2 separate regions of the Homo sapiens genome follow, and region 2 is linked to region 1. A link is an interaction called in ENCODE POLR2A ChIA-PET data of the cell type or tissue named here. Cell type or tissue: HepG2. All regions are shown on one strand. Each heading gives the region's core, and the rest is flanking DNA. Links, peaks and the distances in the headings are about the cores only.

Region 1 (2,911 bases), core at 284-2,783:
TTAATTAGTCTGCGCTTGTCACATAGCTAGTAAATTGTGGAGCTGTTTTAGACCAGGTGTCCCAATAAGCACTTTGTAGTTGAGGCATGTTAACTCTTTAGAACTTTTTGGTTTTCAAAGCAACTCTTAATTGCTGCTCCTGGGAATATGCAGGGCAGATGGAAGGAACCTCTATTTCCTAATTAAGAAACGGACACCCAGAGAGCTGATCACCATTAATCCAAACTACAGGAGTCACGGGTAGGTGGGAGGCTCAAGGTTAGAACCTGGCTCTTCAAATTTGTTTTTTCAGGCCAGGCGCGGTGGCTCATGCCTGTCATCCCGGCACTTTGGGAGGCTGAGGCAGGCGGATCACCTGAGGTCAGTAGTTTGAGACCAGCCTGGCCAACATGGTGAAACCCCATCTCTACTGAAAATACAAAAATCAGCTGGGCTTGATTGTGCATTCCTGTAGTCCCAGCTACTTGGAAGGCTGAGGCAGGAGAATCACTTGAACCCGGGAGGCGGAGGTTGCAGTGAGCCGAGATTGCACCACTGCACTCCAGCCCAGGTGACAGAGTGAGACTCTGTCTCAAAAAAAAGTTCTCTCTCTCTCTCTCGATGGATGATCTCCCTATGTTGCCCAGGCTGGTGTTGAACTCCTGGCCTCAAACAGTCTGAGGAAGGAATCGTGGGGCAGGCTGAGATGAAAGCCTCAGGACTTGAGTGAACAGAAGGGCAGGAGTAGAATGTACTAGGTAGGGGCCCATCAGCAAAGGCTGGGCTAAGACCCTGTGGGACTTGTTAGGGGGTGAGGAGCTGCTGGTAGAAGGGCAGGGAAGAGCACTTGCTTGCAGTCTGACAAACCCAGGGCTTGGGGTGTGATATACTTTTTGTAAAAATTGAGGTTACTAAATCCTAGTTGGTGGTTCCCACTGAAAATTAAAGGAAATAATTTAGTTGGAATTGTCTGGCCAGGCATGGTGGCTCACACCTGTAATCCTAGCACTTTAGGAGGCCGAGGCGGGAGGATTGCTTGAGCCTAGGAGTTCAAGACCAGTCTGGGCAACATATCAAGATCCCCGTCTCAAAAAAAAAAAAAAAAAAAAAAAAAAAAGGGAGGAAAAAAGAAATTTCCCAACCTGCATGCTTGGCATATTATAGTGATGGTGCAATCTTTCTGAACTGTCTTACAAACAGTGGGAACCTTCGAAAGCTTTGGGTGGGGTGAGGGAGGGAGTTGACCAAGCCCAGGAATTCTGGACATTAGCATAACAGTGGGGCAGGGAAAGTGGGACCTAAAGTCCAGCCTGGTAGCTGTTTTCTGCAGTTGAAAGAGTGACAGAGGGAGAGGGAGAGAAAGACACTTCAAATGAGTCATCCACTGGATTTGGTGGTGGGCTGGCCATGGGGAGGGATGGTATTATGCTTTGTTCATTGGCTTTTTTATGACTCAGTTTACACTGGTTCCCTCCTGACTCACTGATGTTTCTCTTGTCCTGCAAGGAGCCTGTGTGAAATGCAGCAAAGGGGTGTTTGGGGCTGGCCAGGCCTGTCAGGCCATGGGGAACCTCTACCATGACACATGCTTCACCTGTGCAGCTTGCAGTAAGTGTGGGTGTGGGTGTCGGGTGTGTGGGGGATGCGTAAGGAACATGGGAACCGAGAAAGGGAGGAGAGAGATCATCTTTCTGGAGACGGTTGGTCCATGGCCCTCCTCAGCCCCACAGAAAAGCCAGACAGTGTCTTTTACAGCAGGGTTTCTTACCACCAACAGAAGCCCATCAGGGCACGGTGACTTAACACAATACCAAAGATTGCCTGTGATTCTGGTGATAAGTTGAATGAGTTCAGAGTGATCCCTAATCACATCAGGTTTGAAATATGTAAGAAGAGGTTTCAGAAGATTTGGGAGGAAGTGCTGGGATTCACCATGTCTACCCTGTTTGTCAGTTCTCTCCCCCACTGTGGGGACCAGCCAACCAAAAGTGATTAGTCAGTCAGCTACCCCAGTGTGAGGTGGAGGTGGGGGTCCTTTATTACTCTGTAACCACCTCCCTAACCTAATCTTTGATTTGGAGGCTGCTGTATGAGCATGAGGTGTGTGTGCATGCCACCCATGTGCTGGTGCCTACCTAGCACACACCTGTGGGCATCTTTGTACTCCAGTACATGCATTATAATTCAAGCAGCCCATCAGGAGTCTGGATTGAATGGATGGCAACCGCTCCCCGTGGAAGATTCTAACACATTGCATGCTTGCCAAGTCTGACCAAGTTATGGATTTTGCTTGTTTTCTGTCTCTATCAAAGATTAATTTTGAGGAGTATTTTTGGAAAATGTCCTACTTATATTCTCAATCCTATACTGAGGCTAACAGCTCTCAACTAAAAGGGAATGTTACAGCAGAGTCACAGGGTGTCAGGAACAAAGGGGTCTTTCTAACCATCTGGCCCCGTGGTTTGCAATCCTGGCTGCTCATTAGAATCACCTGTGGAGACTTTAAAACCCTGCTAATCAGAATCAGAGCTAAATCCTAATCTGATAGGATTAGCTAGGAACCTCAATCTGATTCTGCTAATCAAGGGTGGGGCCAGGGCATCACCCTTGGAATTTCTAGAGTGAGGCAAGTGTATTAATTTTTTTTTTTTTTTTGAGACGGAGTCTCGCTTTGTCACCCAGGCTGGAGTGCAGTGGTGCTATCTCAGCTCACTGCAACCTCCGCCTCCTGGGTTCAAGCGATTCTTTTGCTACAGCCTCCCGAGTAGCTGGGACTACAGATGTGCACCAGCACGCCCAGCTAATTTTTGTATTTTTAGTAGAGACGGGGTTTCACCATGTTGGCCAGGATTGTCTCGATCTCTTGACCTTGTGATCCACCCACCTCGGCCTCCCAAAGTGCTGGGATTACAGGCGTGAGCCACTGCGCCCG
Region 2 (2,911 bases), core at 116-2,615, 110 kb after region 1:
CAGGTCTCCTCTGAGCTGTTCTATCACTCGATAAAGCTCCTCTTCATCTTGCTCATCCTCCACTTGTCCACATACTTCATTCTTCCTGGCCACAGGACAAGAACTCAGGACCCGCCAAATGGTGAGGCTAAAAGAGCTATAACAAACAGGGCTGAAATGCCCCTTGCTCACCACATTGTGCGCGAAGGAGAGAAGACCTGCAGCCCTTCAGGGAACCCAGACCTGGGAGTTCCCTGAGTCAGGGCTGTGACTCCCTCTTTGGGGTCCTGCAGTTCCTAGCATCTCTAAGCTTCTGGGCACTACCGTCTTCCGCACTGGCAGCCGTGGAAGCTGCTTGCATGCATGCCTGGTCCAGCTGCAGCCTTGCAGAGAGCCCGCACCCATGCCAGCACTTGGAGCTGCCTACCCCACTGCAGCAGCTGGTGTGTGTAACTGCAGTGGTTGGGCCCCATGCTTACATACCCCTTGCTGCTCCATACCTGACTTGGCCTTGGCAGGCATGGGATCCAGGCCCGTAATGTAAGCCGAGCTCAGCCTGCCAGGCTGAGTGGGCGGAACAAGCCCAGCAGGCCTGAACAAAACACGGGCAAAGGCACCACTGGCCACAGAGGTTTCCAGCCAGAAAACCAACACCCCAAAGATCCTGTAACATTAGGAGGACTCTCACTCATGTGGGAAGTGAGATGAAATTCCTTGGAAATGGCTCGCTCTTAATCCCATGTGCTCGATCTCGTTCTCTCTCTCTCACCAGCTGAACTTTGGAGCACTTTTGGAGTAATGTGGGTTCTCTGTATTAACAGTTGTTTTCTGACAGTGGATCAGAAAACATATAAATATATATATATATATATATATATATATAAAAACATATATCTCTCTTGAGGATAAATTATATAATAATTATATTTTTATATATATATATAATCTCAGGATAAATTAGGGTAAATATTTAAAATATTGTCTTCCCATAATTCATTTTTCCAGTTTCTTAGTGAAATAATTTCAAAATTTGGTCATTAATTTGAGAATTAATGAGGTGTCCTTGTGCTCCCAACCAGGGACTGCAGGGGATGTATGATACCTTCCAGCTCTGAATGACCTCAGTGCATCTATCACTGCATAACAAATTACTCCAAAACTTACTGGCTTAAAGCAACCCCTATTTATTCGTATTTATCATCTCACAGTTCCTGTAGGTCAGGAATTTGGGCACAATTTAGCTCTGTCCCCCATTTCAGGGTCTCCCACAGGCGCCAGTCAAGGTTCAGCTGGAGCAGGATCCACTTTAAAGATCACTCTCGTTGTTGGCAGGTGTATTAGTTTGTTTTCACACTGCTGATAAAGACATACATGAGACTGAGCAATTTACAAAAGAAAGAGGTTTAACTGGACTTACAGTTCCAAGTGGCTGGGGAAGCCTCACAATCATGGTGGAAGGCAAGGAAGAGCAAGTCACGTCTTACGTGGATGGTGGCAGGCAAAAAGTGAGAGAATGAGGAAGACTCAAAAGTGGAAACCTCTGATAAAACCATCAGATCTCATGAGACTTATTCACTACCACTAAAACCACTCCCATGATTCAATTATCTCCCACTGGGTCCCACCCACAGCACATGGGAATTCAAGATGAGATTTGGGTGGGGACACAGCCAAATCATATCAGCAGGATTCAGTTCCTTGTGGGCTGTTGGACTGGTCCGCTTGCTGGCTGTTAGCTGAAACTCTCCCTCAATTCCTTGCCACATGGGCCTGTTCAACATGGCAACTTGTTTCATCAAGTCAGCAAGAGAGAGTCTGCTAACAAGGAGGAAGTCACAGTGTCTTGTCTTTTTTTTTTTTTTTTTTTGAGACAAAGTCTCGCTCTTGTCCCCCAGGCTGGAGTGCGATGGCGTGATCTCTGCTCGCTGCAACCTCCGCCTCCCAGGTTCAAGCGATTCTCCTGCCTCAGCCTCCCAAGTAGCTGGGATTACAGGCTCCTGCCACCATGCCCAGATAATTTTTCTATTTTTAGTAGAGACGGGGTTTCACCATCTTGGCCAGGCTGGTCTTGAACTCCTGACGTCAGGTGATCTACCCGCCTCAGCCTCCCAAAGTGCTGGGATTACAGGCGTGAGCCACCGCACCCAGCCCACAGTGTCTTTTATAACTTAATCTGGAAATTGTTATCCCATCACTTTCACCACATTTCTGTGCACTAGAAGTCACTAGGTCCAGCTTATTCAAGAGGAGGAGATAACACGAGCACATGAATACCAGGTGGCAATCTTTGGGGGCCGTCTTAGAAGTCTGCTGACCATAGTCAGAAAGGAGAGAATACAAAGGTAAAGTGCAGAGCTGTTGCTGGAGGGAGTCAGGTGGCTTCCTGGAGGAGGTGGGGCTTATGCTAGGACCTAGGTGTTCTGGTTATCTAATGCTGTGTAGCAAATTAGCCCGAGAAAGAAAGAGGGGGACGGAAGGATGAAGGAGGGAGAGGAGGGACATAGACACAGCAGGTGTACCATGAACACCCTATCCAAGGCAGCTAGTTGAGCTCCCCAGAGCCAGGGCACAACTCTGCTATTATCCTTAACTCCTGGCTATGTTTCCTTCTTTGGAAGGAGTGTTGGGAAAGGCACCTAGCTTGTAAGAATTCAATATTCCACCTCAATCTAAAGCTTTACTGTTTCCCTCTGTATGCTTTTGGGCATCTGGATCATGACTGGGGAGAACAGAACTTGCACCTTGGAAGCCCATGGTCTCCTTCCCACTGCCATCCCTACCTCTTCCCACAGATGACCACTAGCCTTGCATTTCTTCCTAGTTTAGTACATAGTATGTATCCCTAGATACATAATATCTATATAATGTATATGTAATATCTGTATTGTTTCGTTTTGCTTGTTTTTGAAGTGTCTAGAAATGGCATCATTCC

The links. Peaks named below come from ENCODE experiments on the same cell type or tissue, not always from the same donor. Only the 100,000 strongest peaks of a DNase experiment are listed, where the experiment ranks them.
Region 2: POLR2A ChIA-PET joins it to region 1 with 7 read pairs; 4 of 35 experiments call an interaction of 5 or more read pairs at or near these places.

The regions. Positions count from the first base shown.
Region 1 is chr3:45,634,665-45,637,575 of GRCh38, forward strand. LIMD1 (LIM domain containing 1) reads left to right here. Exons shown (of 8, transcript NM_014240.3): 2 at 1,486-1,587. Among named protein-coding and RNA genes, the nearest start is that of LIMD1, 41 kb to the left of the region's middle. In HepG2, for the core only: no CTCF peak of the experiment used is centred there; a DNase peak (open chromatin) is centred at 1,247.
Region 2 is chr3:45,747,759-45,750,669 of GRCh38, forward strand. No RefSeq gene overlaps it. Among named protein-coding and RNA genes, the nearest start is that of SLC6A20, 47 kb to the right of the region's middle. In HepG2, for the core only: no CTCF peak of the experiment used is centred there; no DNase peak of the experiment used is centred there.